2 separate regions of the Homo sapiens genome follow, and region 1 is linked to region 2. A link is a loop called in an ENCODE intact Hi-C map of the cell type or tissue named here. Cell type or tissue: heart right ventricle. All regions are shown on one strand. Each heading gives the region's core, and the rest is flanking DNA. Links, peaks and the distances in the headings are about the cores only. Region 1 has its middle 32 kb from the start of MIR548I2. Region 2 holds the start of LOC124900660 (a long non-coding RNA gene).

Evidence for each region. Hi-C counts contacts between places; a loop is a spot of excess contacts. Peaks named below come from ENCODE experiments on the same cell type or tissue, not always from the same donor. Only the 100,000 strongest peaks of a DNase experiment are listed, where the experiment ranks them.
Region 1: a loop joins it to region 2, with 7 times the contacts of the local background. A loop is called at or near these places in 40 of 110 quality-filtered maps.

Annotation. Positions count from the first base shown.
Region 1 is chr4:9,519,790-9,528,702 of GRCh38, forward strand. It overlaps the pseudogene VPS51P18. Among named protein-coding and RNA genes, the nearest start is that of MIR548I2, 32 kb to the right of the region's middle. RefSeq lists an enhancer at 8,891-8,913. In heart right ventricle, for the core only: no CTCF peak of the experiment used is centred there; no DNase peak of the experiment used is centred there.
Region 2 is chr4:9,654,842-9,663,754 of GRCh38, forward strand. It overlaps LOC124900660 (a long non-coding RNA gene), which reads left to right and starts at 4,184. Exons shown (of 5, transcript XR_007058019.1): 1 at 4,184-8,913. In heart right ventricle, for the core only: a CTCF peak has its summit at 5,116; DNase peaks (open chromatin) are centred at 5,010 and 6,248.

The DNA of each region.
Region 1 (8,913 bases), core at 522-8,521, 130 kb before region 2:
CTCCATACTTTGTCTCTGTGTCTTATTTCTTTTCTCAGTCTCTCGTCCCACCAGACTAGAAATACCCACAAGTGTGGAGCGGCAGGCTACCCCTTCAAGTGAGTGCTGAGGGACGGTCGGGAGGCTTGTTTGTTTCCTCCTCCTCAGGACAAACAGGAGAATGCGCTGGGCAGATGTGAGGAGACCAATATGCAAACTCTGTGCTCAGCAGACTGTGGAGTTTCTGTTCTTGGTTGTGCTGGGGGGTCTCAGAAATCTTATTCAAAATTTTCCTTTCCTCCCCCACTGGTTGTCCTTTTCATAGACATCTCACCCATGATAGCAGGGAATCAGTCCCTCTAAATTATTCCCTAAAACAACAAAGAGATTATGAAGGTGATGATGAGGATAAAGAGGATGACGACAGACACCATGGCATCATGAACCCTTACTGAGGGCTTCCTAAAGGCCAGGCTCTGAGCTCTGTGCTCTATGCAGCTGGTTTCATTTCATCTGCATAGTCTCCACGTTATTAGTGCACATTTCATGATGATTTTACAGACCAGAAAAGGCGCAACAGATTTTCAAGTAGCTTGTACCAGATCACGAAGTCACAAAGGGTGAAGTCCAATTTGAACCAGGCAGTCTAAGTCCAGACACAAGGCATTTGGCCAGTCCTCTCCCTGCAGCCAACCTGACCTCTCAAATCCTCGTCACTCAGGCCGATGGCCCTGCTCACCGTGCCCTTCCCTTTGGGGGTTCCTTGTAGACCACAGCTAGACCAGTGGGTGCCACAATCACTGTGTCATGTATAGAAAGGGCAGCTGAGATCACATCAAGGATTCCAGAAAGAATTGGCACAGGATCATTCGGGACGCATCCCTCCCTTGCCCCTGTTCCTGGCTTTCGTTACAGCTCTCGACTTCCTCAAAGGAGTCATCAATTCGGAATTTGGCTTCCATTCCTATTGAGGAAGCTGGAAAGCATTTCAAAAATGCTCCTCTGATGTGCCTGTGCTTAAGACCTCTGAGCTCTGCTTAAAACTTTTGGAAGCTGGGCGCGGTGGCTCACGCATGTAATCGCAGTCCTTTGGGAGGCTGAGGCAGGCGAATCACAACGTCAGGAGTTCGAGACCAGCCTGGCCAACATGGTGAAACCCTGTCTCTAATAAAAATACAAAAAAAAAAAAAAAATTAGCCAGGCATGGGGGCGTATGGCTGTTAATCCTAGCTACTGGGGAGGCTGAGGCAGGAGACTCATTTGAAGCCGGGAGACAGAGGTTGCAGTGAACCGAGATCACGCCACTGCACTCCAGCCTGGGCAACAGAGCAAGACTCTGTCTTAAAAATAAAATAAATAAAAATTACGAAAAAATGTGCTTGGATGGGCTTGGCAAACTTTAGCCATTAGCTCACGTACCACTTTGGAAGGGCATACCTTTAGTCACTTCACCCTTTAATCCCTTTGCTCAAGACTAAAGTTCCGAGAGGAAGTCTAATTGACTGAGTTGTGTCCATGTGGGCAGTGCAGGAAAGGGTGCAATGGGAGGCGGCTCCAGGGACGTCTTTGGCTTCCATCATGGGGGAGCAAGCGCCTGGATTATCCACCCTAACAAATCTGGACAAAGGAAAACGAGGTTCTCTGAGGAAGGAGACATAGAGCCCAAGGAGCTAACCAAGAGACTAATAGTCATCCTGTCTTGTCATTTTCTTTTACACATGTGTGTGCATTATCTTACACTTATCACTTTGTTTTCTTTCTCTCCTTTAATTGCACCCTGTTGCCAAAAGTTAAAATAAAATGAAAGTATTGAGATAGCTCAGTAACTGACTTTTGGTCAATTGCCTTTTCATATAGTGAACAGCTGCCCAAACTATTGTCTCTGTCACTGTGCAAATTTGCAAGCGTTTGCATGATAACTCCCAATCCCCCAACACAGGGCTGTGTTACAGCACAATTTAATTCAGTGTTTTGCTCTCTGCAACAGGGAGGTTCTCATCCATTACAGGTTGCAGTAAAAACAGGGGTACCATAAGCAACCACCTCTTTCCTCAACGATGTGATGAAAGCAAAAGCCAAGTAGCTCCATATATCCAACTTAAAAATATAAAAAGTTACGCCCCTGGGCTGCAGTTGGAGCTATGGCGGCAGTAGCTGTCAGTGCGCCTAGCCCGGCGTGTGGACCTGGGGACCCACCAGAAGGGCCCGATGTGGAGTCTCACGGAGCGTCGGCGGAAGGCGCACAGGATGCTAAAGCTTTACAACGGCCTTTGGGAAGGGGAGGCTGTGGGACTCCCCACAGGGCCCGACCCCCTGGACCCCACTGATCTGAACGGGGCGCACTTCGACCCGGAAGTTTACCTAGACAAGCTGCCTAGAGAGTGCCCTCTGGCCCAGCTGATGGACAGTGAGACAGACATGGTGCAGCAGATCCGGGCTCTAGACAGCGACGTGCAAACCCTGGTATATGAGAACTACGATAAGTTCATCCCAGCCACAGAAATTGACAAACAACATAAAACTGTATGAGGAATTGCAGGAGACCCAGAATTTCCCAAATAACCTTGTAAAAGAAGAACAAAGTTGGAAGACTCACACACACAAATATATATATATATATATATATATATATATATAAAGTTGTGTTTTCGTTCAGTTGTAAATGTTTAGTAATTTCTATTGTGATTTTTCATTTAACTCATGAAAGGATGTTTTTAATTTTCCTAATGTATGCTTGTGTTTAGCTATCTTCTTGCTGTTGACTTCTAATTTTGTTGCATTATGGTCAGGAAAATGTGGTCTGGACAATGTCAATCGTATAGTGGATTTTGTTGAGACTTCTTTATGGCCTAATATGTGGCCAGTTTTTTTTTTTTTTTTTTTTTGCAAATTTGCCACGTTGTTAAAAGGAATGTGGATTTTTTTTTTAGGAGAGTTTTTATTTTTAAATAGATAAGTTTCTCAGTGTAATTGAAATCTAGCTTCAATTAACAATATGCTAGATCTCTCAAACCTTAAGATGTTAGTCAGTGTAACAGCAGACTGCTGCTGAGACCAATAAACCCTGAACTCTCAGTGGGTTGGCATTCATAGCATAGTCTGGTGCAGGGCAGGTGTTCTCCTTGGGGGCCCTTGTCCAACAGTGATTCAGAGATTCTGGAGGTTTCCATCTTTTAATTCTGCCATCTCAGAGTTTTTCACTTGTAGCCATATGGATAGGAAGAGAGGGAACATAGCTCACCCTTGCCTTTGATAACCTTGGCCTGAAGTTATTTCTTACATTCCTATTGGTGGAAATGCAGTCACATGGTTCCAAACTAACTGCAAGTAAGGCTGGGAAATGTAGTCTTTCTGCATATCCAGGAAGAGGAATGGTGTGAACACAGCATTGTCTTTGACACACTAAACATGTGCTGAAGAGTTCTTACTCTTAGAGGAGGTTTGTCTGTCCTGTGTAACTTTCTCAGTTTTTGTTTAGATAGTTTCAGGCAATGTTGTTTGGTGCGTTCAGCTTGATGATTATTATGTCCTATTGGCAAAGTAGTCAAGATTCCCATCAGTCTGAATGAAAGTGTTTTACAGATAGGTCAGGAAATGTTAATACTTTAAAAGGCCCTTCTATTCCTCCACTCTACAGATAAGAACAACAGAGTCCTAGAGAGAGGAGGTCATGGGTCTCACTCATGAGTGGCAGAATTGAAACCAACATGGTAGTAACTTTGCCTTTCCCCCATCATGTTGTTCTCACTCTATCTTCAATCTGCTGATTTCTTCACTTGCTCCATACAGACCTCCCAGTGCCAAGTGTATAAGTGTGTCTGGAATTGGTGGGTTCTTGGTCTCACTGACTTCAAGAATGAAGCCACGGACCCTCCTGGTGAGTGTTACAGTTCTTAAAGGTGGCGTGTCTGGAGTTTGTTCCTTCTGATGTTCAGATGTGTTTGAAGCTTCTTCCTTCTGGTGGGGTTCGTGGTCTCACTGGCTCAGGAGTGAAGCTGCAGAACTTCATGGTGAGTGTTACAGCTCTTAAGGCTGCACGTCTGGAGTTGTTCATTTCTCCCAGTGGGTTCATGGTCTCACTGGCTTCAGGAGTGAAGCTGCAGACCTTCTTGGTGAGTGTTACAACTCATAAAGGCAGTGTGGACCCAAACAGTGAGAAGCAACAAGATTTATTGCAAAGAGCGAAAGAACAAAGCTTCCACAGTGTGGAAGGGGACCCCAGCAGGTTGCCACTGCTGGCTCGGGCAGCCTGCTTTTATTCTCTTACCTGGCCCCACTCACATCCTGCTGATTGGTCCATTTTACAGAGAGCCTGAGTGGTCTGTTTTGACAGGGCACTGATTGGTGCGTTTACAATCCCTGAGCTAGACACAAAGGCTCACCACATCCCCACTAGATTAGCTAGATTCAGAGTGTCCACACAAAGGTTCTCCAAGTCCCCACCATAGTAGCTAGATATAGAGTGTCAATTGATGCATTCACAAACCCTGAGCTAGACACAGGTTGCTGATTGGTGTGTTTACAAACCTTGAGCTAGATACAGAGTGCCGACTGGTGTATTTACAATCTCTTAGCTAGACATAAATGTTCTACAAGTCCCCACCAGACTCAGGAGCCCAGCTGGCTTCATCCAGTGGATCCCGCACAGGAGCTGCAGGTGGAGCTGCCTGCCAGTCCCTCTCCATGCGCCCACACTCCTCAGCCCTTGGGTGGTCGATGGGACTGGGCACCATGGAGCAGGGGGTGGTGCTCATCAGAGAGGCTCGGGCCACGCAGGAGCCCACGGAGGGTGGAGGCTAAGGAATGGCGGGCTGCAGGTCCCGAGCCCTGCCCCACGGGGAGGCAGCTAAGGCCCGGCGAGAAGTCGAGCACAGCAGCTGCTGGCCCAGGTGTTAAGCCCCTCACTGCCCGGGCATGCAAGGCTGGTCGGCAGCTCCTAGTGCGGGGCCACCAAGCCCACGCCCACCCAGAACTCCAGCCGGCAGGCAAGCAGCATGCGTAGCCCCAGTTCCAGCTCATGCCTCTCCCTCCACACCTCCCTGCAAGCTGAGGGAGCCAGCTCTGACCTTGGCCAGCCCAGAAAGGGGCTCCCACCATGCAGCTGTGGGCTGAAGGGCTCCTCAAGTGCCGCCAAAGTGGGAGCCCAGGCAAAAGAGGCGCTGAAAGTGAGCGAGGGCTGTGAGGGCTGCCAGCATGCTGTCACCTCTCATAAGGAGTGATTAATCTGAGCTTCTCCAGAAAGTCCATTCCTGGTAGGCACTGGGAATAGGAAATCTCAGAGTATAGAAAACATCAAGTGGTAGCACTTTTGTGAATGGCTCCCAAATTAGATCCTTTACCTTTTTTTTCATGAAGCACAGTTGCACAAAACACGCTTAGCCTGAGATGAAGCACATATTAGAGAAAAGTTCTCTCTATAACATTATGTATTACTCAAATGAGCGTTAAAAAGAGGAGATGGGACACGCTCTCTCTAGCTATTATTACCTCCATCATACAGTTGATATACACAAGGTCATTATTGCATTATGCTTTATTCAACAAAATAACTTTAATGTTGAAGCTTAAATTGAATTTGTTAAAACATCTTTGTCTCCAGCATAATGTGCCTCAAGTGTCTTCTTGGTGCCTGAATTTTCTCCAGAATTATAGTGCTGAAGCTATGGAAATGGTGAAATTATATGCAATCTGCAAAACAATGTGGCTATAAAGTGGTAATTGGCCTTCCACATAATTAAAGGAACATTTCCTCATCAGAGCTGTTCCATCAGAGACCCAAATGCTATCGTTGTACAAATCGCCCACTTAGGAAAACCTTTATTCCCAGTAGCCTATAAAAATCTGGTTATGCAAACAGATTTGCTTACTCAGTAACATTAATGGCTTCTCATATTTAAAAAGTCATCAATGCAATTGACCTATAATCTGTTTCCTCTGTGACCAAGTGTCATTTTTATTTTGACAGTTAGGAGCCTTTTGACTCTTTCACAGCTGGCATGAAAGCACAGGGAGGGAAATCTCAAAAACCAACAACCTGTGTATTCCCAGCCTATTAATCAATAGAAAATCACTCAACTGGATTGGAGTCTTGTACCTGGCAGAAAGGCTCTTATGGACATTGGAATTGGATTTTTTCACTTGATATGACACCTCCTTGAGTCAGATCAGATTCATGTTTGATAGACTCTTGCCGAAAAATTGCTCCAGGGTCTGTGCAGTAGCTAAAGTCTTTTTGTTGCTGTTGTTGTTTTAAAAGCAGCATTAAATGTTTTCATGAAGACCTTCCCAGCAGTGATGTTATTGGGAATATGGTCTTTAGCTCTGGTCCTGAATAACTCACACTGAGGAAACCTCTCACAAGTGTTTTATTGGAAGATGTCTGATGGATGGTTGGTTTTAATAACAAATCTCTTCCCTTTTTCTGTCCCCTGTGTTCTATTCTCCTTTCTCTACACATTATTCTGGGAGGATTCACCTATTCCCAAAGTCCTTTCCTCTTTATTTCCATTCCAGAGCTCTCTGTATAACTCCAGGCTGATGAATCCAACTGCCCAGTTGTTATCTCCACTTGGCTGTCTGTCTTGCATTGACCTCATCTTACCTTTCCTCTCCTGATTTCCTCTTCTGCCTGGGCTCACCACGTCAGATTCACACCACCATCCACCCAGCTTCCAAAACACCTGGGCCTCATCCTTCATTCCTCCCTCTTTCTCAGTCAAGTTAGTCTACTGTCTCCTCTCCATCCTCACTGCCACAGCCTTGGTCCAGACAACCATCTTGTCTCACTTGGTGTATTGCAGCCTCCTACCTGGTCTACTCACCTCCCACTCTCCTCCAGCCAGACTTCTCTTTTCATAGCACAAAGTGGATCATTACTCCCCTGCCTGAAAACATCTACTGTCTCCCTTTGTCTACAGGATAAACACGACAAAGAGCCTTTAAGATTTGGCTCCAACTTACCTCTACATTAGTCACTTTTTACAATTATATGAACATCTCTCAGCTCCTCACTCTCTCATGTCTCGATTTTTGCACATGCTCTTCCCTCTGCTGGGAATGATCTTCCACACCTCTCCTATCGACCTGGCTAATCCCTACCATTTTCTAGTCTTCAACTGAGGAGTCCTGTGATGGATAAGGATTTCTGACCACCTGATATAGATTGCATGCCCACCCACCTCCGAGCTTTTTTTTTTTTTTTTTTTTTTTGACGGAGTCTCGCTCTGGCCATCCAGGCTGGAGTGCACTGGCACGATCTTGGCTCACTGCAATCTCCGCCTCCCGGGTTCAAGCAGTTCTCCCACCGCAGCCTTCTGAGTATCTGGAATTACAGGTGCCCGCCACCACATCCAGCTAATGTTTTTGTATTTTTAGTAAAGACAGGATTTCACCATGTTGGCCAGGCTGTTTTCGAACTCCTAGCCTCAAGTGATCCACTCACCTTGGCCTCTCAAAGTGCTGGGATTACAGGCATGAACAACTGCACCTGGTCGATTGGGTGCCCCTTCTATGTGCTCCCATTGCCCCAGGCATACTGTCACCATAACTCTTACCAGTCTGAATTGAAAATGATTTTTTTTTTTTTTGCTTTTCATTTCTCTCATTAAATGCAAAGCTCATTGAAAAGAGGACGGTGGGTTTTCACTGTTGTACTCCTAACCTTTGACTCAGTGCCCTGAGCTCGGCTCTAGAGCTGTGCACGCATGTTCAGACATTGGAGCACATCTTGTCTGACGCCTCTTTTAGGTGGCTTGGAGAAAACTCAGTAGGTACTTCCCCAAGGATGAAACAGAAGCTTCACCTAAGTCAGGAGTTCTTCAACTTCAGCCTGCATTGGAATCCTCTGAGAGCTTGTTAAAAATACAGTCTCCTAGAGCCCACTCTTCGAGAGTCAGTGAGTTGCTTCATCATCAAAATATATACAGAATCCAGCCGGTCTTCAGCACCAGCCTGGTCTGAGCCACTGTGGACTGCCACCTGCAGAATCTCCCTGCTGGTCTCCTTGCTTCTGCTCTTACCTTCATACCATCCATTCAGGTAGCCAGGGTGATCCTTTTTAAAATTTTTTTAAATTTTTTTGAGATGAAATCTCACTCTGTTGCCCAGGCCGGAGTGCTGTGGTGCTATCTTGGCTCACTGCAGCCTCTACCTCCTGGGCTCAAGCCATCCTCCCATCTCAGCCTTCTGGGTAGCTGGGAACACAGGCAAACACCACCACACCCGGCTGATTTTTGTATTTTTTGTAAAGAGAGGGTCTTGCTATGCTGCCCACGCTAGTCTTGAACATCTGTGTGCACCCACCTCAGCCTCCTGCATTTTTAGGAAGCCCCACTTGTAGGGATTTTGATGCAGAGGCCTGGGTGCCTCATGTTTCCTCCCATCTCTCTGTCTTTCTGTCTCTGTCTCTCTCTCTGTCTCTGTCTCTCTCTCTCTCTCTCTTTCTCTTTGCCTTATAGCTGCCCTGGGGACTAGACTCTGCCTTAGGCATCCCTCTGACTCCTGTTTGCTTTTACACTGAGGCTGCTTTAAGTTGCACCTTGATCTGAAGCCTTGGGATTCTGTTCCTATTGCTTGCTTTTGTTGGAAGGGCCCTGCAACTCCTTGACAAATTGCAAAGGTGCCCACTAGTTTCCAAGTCCCCGAGAACCAAACCAGATGACAAACAAGGATGCAGCCCACAGCTGGGGAGACAGATTTCATGTCCACACAGAGACTCCAAGATGCTGAATGGAAATCCACCCCGAAACCTGTTTTCTCTCTCATTTAAGTTCAATGTCACCTGGGCGCTTGCAGGGCAGGGCTGGTGACCATTCACAGGGCAAAGATGCTTCGAAATGTCAACTGAGAATGGTGTGGTGGTTGACAGATGGCATGTCAGAACATAGATTAACATGGAAAGAGAAACTCATCCCTTGGGGGTAGTGTGTGAGGCTG
Region 2 (8,913 bases), core at 231-8,230:
AGAACCACTTGAACCTGGGAGGCAGAGGTTGCAGTAAGCCAAGATGGCATCGTGGCACTCCAGCCTAGGAAACAAGAGTGAAACTCTGTCTCAAACAAAAAAAAAGAAAGAAAGAAAAAAATAAAACATAGTTTTAAGTCCACTCAGTGGAGTTTAAAAATACATTCCCATTGCACAGTGCTTTAGGAAACCTTTCTAAACTTCTGTTGCACATGATCTAATTTGATCTTCATAGCAACTCCTTGAGGTGGATAGGGCAGGCCTTTCTGAACACCTATTTTCTAGTTTGCATTAAAAGAACGGAATTGGCTGGGACCAGTGGCTCATGCCTATAATCCCAGCACTTTGTGATACAGAAGGGAAGTGCTCGGAAGGGAAGAATGTGGTCCTTTTAAATGATATGGAAGTGAGGAAGGGAAGTACTGGGTAGAGGAGGGTGTGGTCCCTGGCTAGGGCTCCACCCCAGGGCCTGTGCCCACGGACCTAGGTGAGGACAGGCATTTTTGTTTTCCTGCCCAAATGTTGCATTTCCCAAGACCACCCTGGCTGCCACACTCCCATTCTGTGCCTATAAAAACCCTGAGACCCTAGCAGGCAGACACACAGGCAGCTGGACTTCGAGAGGAGCACATCAGCGGAGGAACACAAGGGCGCTGGACATCAAGAGGAAGGCACCAATGGGCACCGGCACACCGCAGGCCACTGACTGGCAGAACAACGCACAGTTTGGCTGGGACATTCGGAGAAGAGTCAGGCCACTCGCCCGACTCCAGGGGTAAACCACCTCCCTTCTGGCTCCCCCATCTGCTGAGAGATACTTCCACTCAATAAAACCTTGCACTCTCATGCCTGTAATCCCAGCACTTTGGGAGGCCGAGGTGGGCAGATCACGAGGTCAGGAGATCCAAACCATCCTGGCTAACACAGTGAAACCTCATCTCTACTAAAAATACAAAAAAATTAGCCGGGCTTGGTGGTGGGCACCTGTAGTCCCAGCTACTCGGGAGGCTGAGGCAGGAGAATGGCATGAACCCTGGAGGTGGAGCTTGCAGTGAGCTGAGATCGCACCACTTCCGGTACACCATGGCAAGAACCCCAGGACAAAGAGAGTCCTCTGTCCTTGCAATAAGGCGGAGCTCTAATTGAGCCGACTAACACAAGCTACCTACAGATGGCTAAACTAAAAGAGCACTCTGTAACACACGCCCACTGGTGCTTCAACTATAAACATTCACCCCTGGACACTGCCATGGGGCTCGCTGCCTGTCTGCGTGCTCCCCTAGAGGTTTGAGCAATGGGGCACTGAAGACCCCATCTCTACAAAAAAAAAAGTAAACAAAAAAAAAAAACCATTAAAAATTAGCCAGCTGTGGTGGCACACACCTGTAGTCTCAGCTACTCAGGAGGCTGATGTGGAAGGATTGCTTGAGCCCAGGAGGTTGAGGCTGCAGTGAGCCAAGATTGAACCACTGCACTCCAGCCTGGGCGACAGAATGACACCCTGTTTCGACAACAACAAAAAGAATGGAACAAAATCACTTCTCAAATAGCTAGCAGAGGCAGATCTGGTTCTCAAATGCAGGTTTTCCAGGTTTCAATTCTTGTTTCTAGCAGTATTATGGAGAAACACGATCACTAATACATAAAGGAGAGGAGGATTCAAGTTCTGATGAAAAGATGGTAAAGAGAGGAGTTAGTTGACTAGGAGTGACTAGGAATGGGAAGAAAACGCATGACACTACTTACGGGAAAGAAGAAAAATAAGCATAGAGGTGACTGAGCGGACAGAAAGGACTTGGAAGAAGCGTGTTTGTCCCCGTCTCTGCATTTTTTCCCTTGCTTTAGTAACTTCCCTGATGACTTGGATGAATCTTCTCTTCCAGGGCACCTAGTGTTCCCTTTCTGTCCACTTCTCCCTTCCCAGGGCCCATACAGTCTGGGAAAGCATGCTCTGCAGGCTTCTCATATCTTTCCTTCCTTAATCAGCCCCTAGCGTCTCTACATAACCCATATACACCTGGAGTTCCACATGTCCCAGTCTTTGCACTGCAATGAATTCAAAGAAAGGTAGACTCTAGCTGGGTGCAGGGGCTCACAGCTGTAATCCCAGCACTTTGGGATGCTGAGGCAGGTGGATCACTTGAGCCCAGGAGTTCAAGACCAGGCCTGGCCAACATGGTGAAACCCCATCTCTACTAAAAATACAAAAATTAGCTGGGCTTGGTGGTACATGCCCAGTAGTCCCAGCTTCTGGGGAGGCTGAGGCAGAAGAATTGCTTGAACCCAGGAGTCAGAGGTTGCAGTGAGCTGAGATCGTGCCACCGCACTCCAGCAGCCTGGGCAACAGAGCAAGGCCCAGTCTCAAAAAAACACAAAGACAAAACTAAACCAAAAAAAAACCAAAAAAAAAAACAAAAAAGCTCACACACACACACACACACACACACACACACACACACACACACAAAGGTAGACTCCAATAGGAAAAATTCACTCAAAAGCAATTCAAATAATTATTCAGTCAACCCAGTTCTATCTCAGTTCTTTATTATATATATAAACTTATTCTGTCCAGATTCCCTAGTTTTCTTTTTCTTATCTTTTTTGTTTTCTTTTGAGCCAGGGCCTCACTCTGTCACCAAGGCTGGAGTATAGTGGCACAATCATGGCTCACTGCAGCCTCAACCTCCTGGGCTGAAGTAGTTCTCCCACCTCAGCCTCCCAAGTAACTGGGACTACAGGTGCATGCCACCATGCTCAGCAACTTTTTGTATTTTTTGTAGAAACGGGGTCTCACTATGTGGGCCAGGCTGGTCTTGAACTCCTGGACTCAAGAAGTCCACCTGCCTCAGCCTCCCAAAGTGCCAAGATTACAAGCATGAGCCACTGCATCTGGCTGATTCCTTAGTTTTCTTTTTCTCTTTGCCCATTCCCTGGATTCCATAAGCAGAAGGAAAACCCAGGGGCTGACTTTGTAGGCAAGACTCTTTCCTCTTCAAAACATAAATTGGTTCAAGTGGTAACAAAACTGAAACATGTTTATAACCTAACATCTTTTCTTCCTACCCCTTCAATCTCCTGAGCAATGAGAAAAGTTACTGGGTTCTTTATTTGTGTAGGGAAAAGAGAGATCAGACTGTCACTGTGTCTATGTAGAAAGGGAAGACATAAGAGACTCCATTTTGAAAAGGACCTGTACTTTAAATAATTGCTTTGCTTAGATGTTGTTAATTTGTTGCTTTGCCCCAGCCACTTTGCCCCAGCTACTTTGACCCAACCTGGAGCTCACAAAAACATGTGTTGTATGAAATCAAGGTTTAAGGGATCTAGGTCTGTGCAGGACGTGCCTTGTTAACAAAATGTTTACAAGCAGTATACTTGGTAAAAGTCATCACCATTCTCTAGTCTCAACAAACCAGGGGCATAATACACTGTGGAAAGCCGCAGCGACCTCTGCCCTTGAGAGCAAGGTATTGTCCAAGGTTTCTCCCCATGTGATAGTCTGAAATATGGCCTCATGGGATGCGAAAGACCTGACTGTCCCCCAGCCCGATACCCGTAAAGGGTCTGTGCTGAGGTGGATTAGTAAAAGAGGAAAGCCTCTTGCAGTTGAGATGGAGGAAGGCCACTGTCTCCTGCTTGCCCCTGGGAACTGAATGTCTCGGTGTAAAACCCGATTGTACATTTGTTCAACTCTGAGATAGGAGAAAAGCTGCCCTGTGGCAGGAGGCGAGACATGTTTGCAGCAATGCTGCCTTGTTATTCTTTACTCCACTGAGACGTTTGGGTGGAGAGACACATAAATCTGGCCTACGTGCACATCCAGGCATAGTACCTTCCCTTGAACTTAATTATGATATAGATTATTTTGCTCACGTTTTTTGTTGACTTTCTCCTTATTATCACCCTGCTCTCCTACTACATTTCTTTTTGCTGAAATAATGAAAATCATAATCAATAAAAACTGAGGGAACTCAGAGGCCGGTGCCTGTGCAGGTCCTTGGTGTGCTGAGTGCCGGTCCTCTGGGCCCACTGTTGTTTCTCTATACTTTGTGTCTTATTTATTTTCTCCGTCTCTCATCCCACCCGACTTGAAATACCCACAGGTGTGGAGGGGCAGGCCATCCCTTCATCTGGTGCCCAACATGGGGCCCTTCTCTAGGGTGAAGGTACCCTAAGAACGTGAGCATTGAGGACAGCCGACGAGAGATTCCCGAGTACGTCCACAGTCAGCCTTGAGGTAAGCTTGTGCGCTCGGAGGAATCCAGGGTAACAATGGGGCAAACTGAAAGTAAATATGCTTCTTATCTCAGCTTCATTAAAATTCTCTTAAGAAGAGGGGGAGTTAAAGCTTCTACAGAAAATCTAGTTACGCTATTTCAAGCAATAGAACAATTCCGCCCATGGTTTCCAGAACAGGGAATTTTAGATTTAAATGATGGGGAAAAAATTGGCAAAGAACTACAACAAGCAACTAGGGAAGGTAAGATCATCCCACTTACAGCATGGAATGATTGGGCCATTATTAAAGCAATTTTAGAACAATTTCAAATAGAAGAAGATGGCGTTTCAGTCTTTGATGCCCCTGAAAGCTGTGTAATAGATTGTGAAGAAGAGGCAGGAACAGACTTTAAGAAAGGAATGGAAAGTACACATTGTAAAAATGCAGTAGAGCCTGTAATGGTTCGGTCAATGCAAAATGTTGACTATAATCAATTACAGGAGGTAATGTATCCTGAATCATCAAAATTGGGAGAAGGAGTTCCAGAATTATTTGGGCCATCAGAGTTTAGACCAAGATGGCCACCAACCCCTTCTCCCGCGGTTCAGATGCCTGTGATGTCACAATCTCAAATGCCAATCCAGGCACAGTATCCGCAATACCAGCCAGTAGAAAATAAACCCAACCATCGGTAGTTTATCAACACCAGCCGCCAGCCGAATTTCAGTATCGGCCGTCTCCAGAGGTTCAGTATGGATCTCAGGAGGTGCGTCCTGTGCCAAATAGCAAGGCACTATATCAACAACCCACGGCGATGGCGTTTGATCTTACAGTACCACCTAGTGGACAAGATAGTGCACTGCATGAGACCATTGCTACAGCCAGAAAACAGGGAGATCTTGAGGCATGGCAATATCTGGTAATGTTACAACCGATGCCGGCCGGGAAAGGGAGTCAAGCAGGAGCGTCTGTCTGAACTGAGACCAGATATGAATCTTTCACCACAAAAATGTTAAAAGATATGAAGGAAGGAGTTAAACAATATGGACCTAACTCTCCTTATATGAGAACATTATTAGATTCCATTGCTCATGGAAATAGACTTATTCCTTATAATTGGGAAATTTTGGCTAAATCTTCCCTTTCACCCTCTCAGTATCTACAGTTTAAAACCTGGTGGATTGATGGGGTACATGAACAGGTATGAAAAAATCAGGCTACTAATCCTGTTGCTTATATAGATGCAGACCAATTACCAGGAACAGGTCCAAATTGGGGCACTATTAACCAACAATCAGTAATGCAAAATGAGGCTACTGAACAACTAAGGGCTATTTGCCTCAGGGCCTGGGAAAAGATTCAGGACCCAGGAACCTCCTGCTCTGCTTTTAGTTCAATCAGATAAGGCTCTAAAGATCCATATCCAGACTTTGTGGCAAGGTTGCAAGATGCAGCTCAAAAATCCATTGCAGATAATAACGCCCGAAAAGTTACTGTAGAAATAATAGCTTATCAAAATGAAAATCCAGAATGTCAATCGGCCATAAAGCCATTAAGAGGAAAGGTTTCAGCAGGAGTTGATGTAATTACAGAATATGTGAAGGCTTGTGATGGGATTGGAGGAGCTATGCGTAAGGCAATGTTATTGGCTCAAGCAATTACAGGGGTTGCTTTAGGAGGACAAGTTAAAACATTTGGGGAAAAATGTTATAATTGTGGTCAAATCGGACATCTAAAAAAGAATTGCCTAGGCTTAAATAAACAGAGCAAAAAAAAAAAAAAAAAAAGAGCCACCTGGCCTGTGTCCAAGATGTGGAAAAGGAAAATATTGGGCTAAGGAATGTCTTTCTAAATTTGATGAAATTGGACAGCCATTGTCGGGAAATGGGAAGAGGGGCCAGCCCCAGGCCCCGCAACAAAGTGGGGCATTCCCGATTCAGCCATTTGTTCCTCAGGGTTTTCAGGGACAACAACCCCCACAGTAAATACCACCATTTCAGGAAATCAGCCAATTACAACAATACAACAACTATCCCCTGCCACAGCAGGCAGCGCTGCAGTAGATTTATGTTCTGCTCAAATGATTTCTTTACTCCCTGGAGAGCCCCCGCAAAAGATTCCTACAGGGGTATATGGCCCACTGCCAGAAGGGATGGTAGGCCTTATTTTAGGAAGATCTAGTCTAAATTTGAAAGGAGTTCAAATTTATACTGGGGTAATTGACTCAGATTATAAAGGGGAAATTCAGTTAGTGATCAGCTCTACTGTTCCCTGGAGTGCCAATCCAGGTGATAGAATTGCTCAATTACTGCTCTTGCCTTATATTAAAATTGGGGATAACAAAACAGAAAGAACAGGAGGGTTTGGAAGTACCAACCCTGCTGGAAAAGCTGTTTATTGGGCTAGTCAGCTCTCAGAGAATAGACCTGTGTGTACAGTTACTATTCAGGGAAAACAGTTTGAAGGATTAGTGGATACTGGGGCTGATGTTTCTCTCATTGCCTTAAATCAATGACCAAAAAATCAGCCTAAACAAAAGCCTGTTACAGGACTTGTTGGTGTGGGCACTGCCTCAGAAGTGTATCAAAGTGCCAGGATTTTACATCGTCTAGGACCTGATAATCAAGAGAGTACAGTTCAGCCTATGATTACTTCTATTCCAATTAATTTATGGGGCCAAGACTTATTAGAACAGTGGCATGCAGAGATTACCATTCCAGTCTCTCTATACAGCCCCACGAGTCAAAAAATCATGACTAAAATGGGATATCTCCCTGGCAAAGGACTAGGCAAAAATGGAGAAGGCATTAAAGTTCCAATTGAGGCTAAGGGAAATCCAGAAAGAAAAGGACTAAGGTATCCTTCTTAAGGGTGGCCACTGTAGAGCCTCCAAAACCCATTCCATCAACTTGGAAAACAGAAAAGCCTATAAAGGTAAATCAGTGGCCACTACCAAAACAAAAGCTGGAAGCCTTACACTTACTGGCAAAAGAACAATTGGAAAAGGGACATATTGAGCCTTCATTTTCGCCTTGGAATTCTCCTGTGTTTGTAATTCAGAAAAAAACAGGCAGATGACACATGCTAACTGATTTAAGAGCCGCTAATGCAGTAATTCAACCCATGGGGCCTCTCCAACTTGGGCTGCCCTCTCCAGCCATGATCCCCAAATATTGGCCTTTAATTATAACTGATCTGAAGGATTGCTTTTTTACCATTCCTCTGGCAAAACAGGATTTTGAAAAATTTGCTTTTACTATACCAGCCAGAAATAATAAAGAACCAGCCACCAGATTTCATTGGAAAGTGTTGCCTCAGGGAATGCTTAATAGTCCAACTGTGTGTCAGACTTTTGTAGTTCAAGTTCTTCAACCAGTTAGAGACAAGTTTTCAGACTGTTATATCATTCATTATGTTGATGATATTTTGTGTGCTGCAGAAATAAGAGACAAATTAATTGACGGTTACACATTTCTGCAGACAGAGGTTGCAAATGCAGGCCTGACAATAGCATCTGATAAGATTCAGACCTCCACTCGTTTTCATTATTTGGGAATGCAGGTAGAGGAGAGAAAAATTAAACCACAAAAAGTAGAAGTAAGAAAAGACACATTAAGAACATTAAATGACTTTCAAAAATTGCTAGGAGATATTAATTGGATTTGGCCAACTCTAGGCATCCGTACTTATGCCATGTCAACTTTGTTCTCTATCTTGAGAGGGGATCCAGACTTAAATAGTAAAAGAACATTAACTCCAGGGGCAACTAAAGAAATAGAATTAGTTTAAGAAAAAATTCAGTCAGCACAAGTAAATAGATCACTTAGCCCCACTCCAACTTTTAATTTTTGCTACTGCACATTCTCCAACAGGCATTATTGTTCAAAATACAGATCTAGTGGAGTTGTCATTCCTTCCTCACAGTACGGTTAAGACTTTTACATTGTACTTAGATCAAATGGGTACATTAATTGGTCAGGCAAGACTACGAATAGTAAAATTGTGTGGAAATGACCCAGATAAAATCATTGTTCCTTTAAATAAGGAACAGGTTAGAGAAGCCTTTATCAATTCTGGCGCACGGAAGATTAGTATTGCTGATTTTGTGGGAATTATTGACAATCATTACCCAAAAGCAAAAATCTTCCAGTTTTTGAAATTGACTACTTGGATTTTACCTAAAATTACCAGACAAAAACCTCCAGGAAATGCTCTGACGGTGTTTACTGATGGTTCCAGCAATGGAAAAGCAGCTTACACTGGGCCAAAAGAACGAGTCACTGAAACTCAATATCACTCAGCTCAAAGAGCAGAATTGGTTGCTGTCATTTCAGTGTTACAAGATTTTAATCAGCCTATTAACATTGTTTCAGATTCTGCATATGTAGTACAGGCTACAAAGGATGTTGAGACAGCCCTAATCAAATATAGTGTGGATGATCAGTTAAATCAGCTGTTTAAATTGTTACAACAAACTGTTAGAAAAAGAAGTTTCCCATTTTATATTACTCATATTCGAGCACATACTAATGTACCAGGGACTTTAACTAAGGCAAATGAACAAGCTGACTTGCTAGTATCATCTGCCTTCATGGAAGCACAAGAACTTCAGGCCCTGACTCATGTAAATGCAACAGGATTAAAAAACAAATTTGATATCACATGGAAACAAGCAAAAAATATTGTACAAC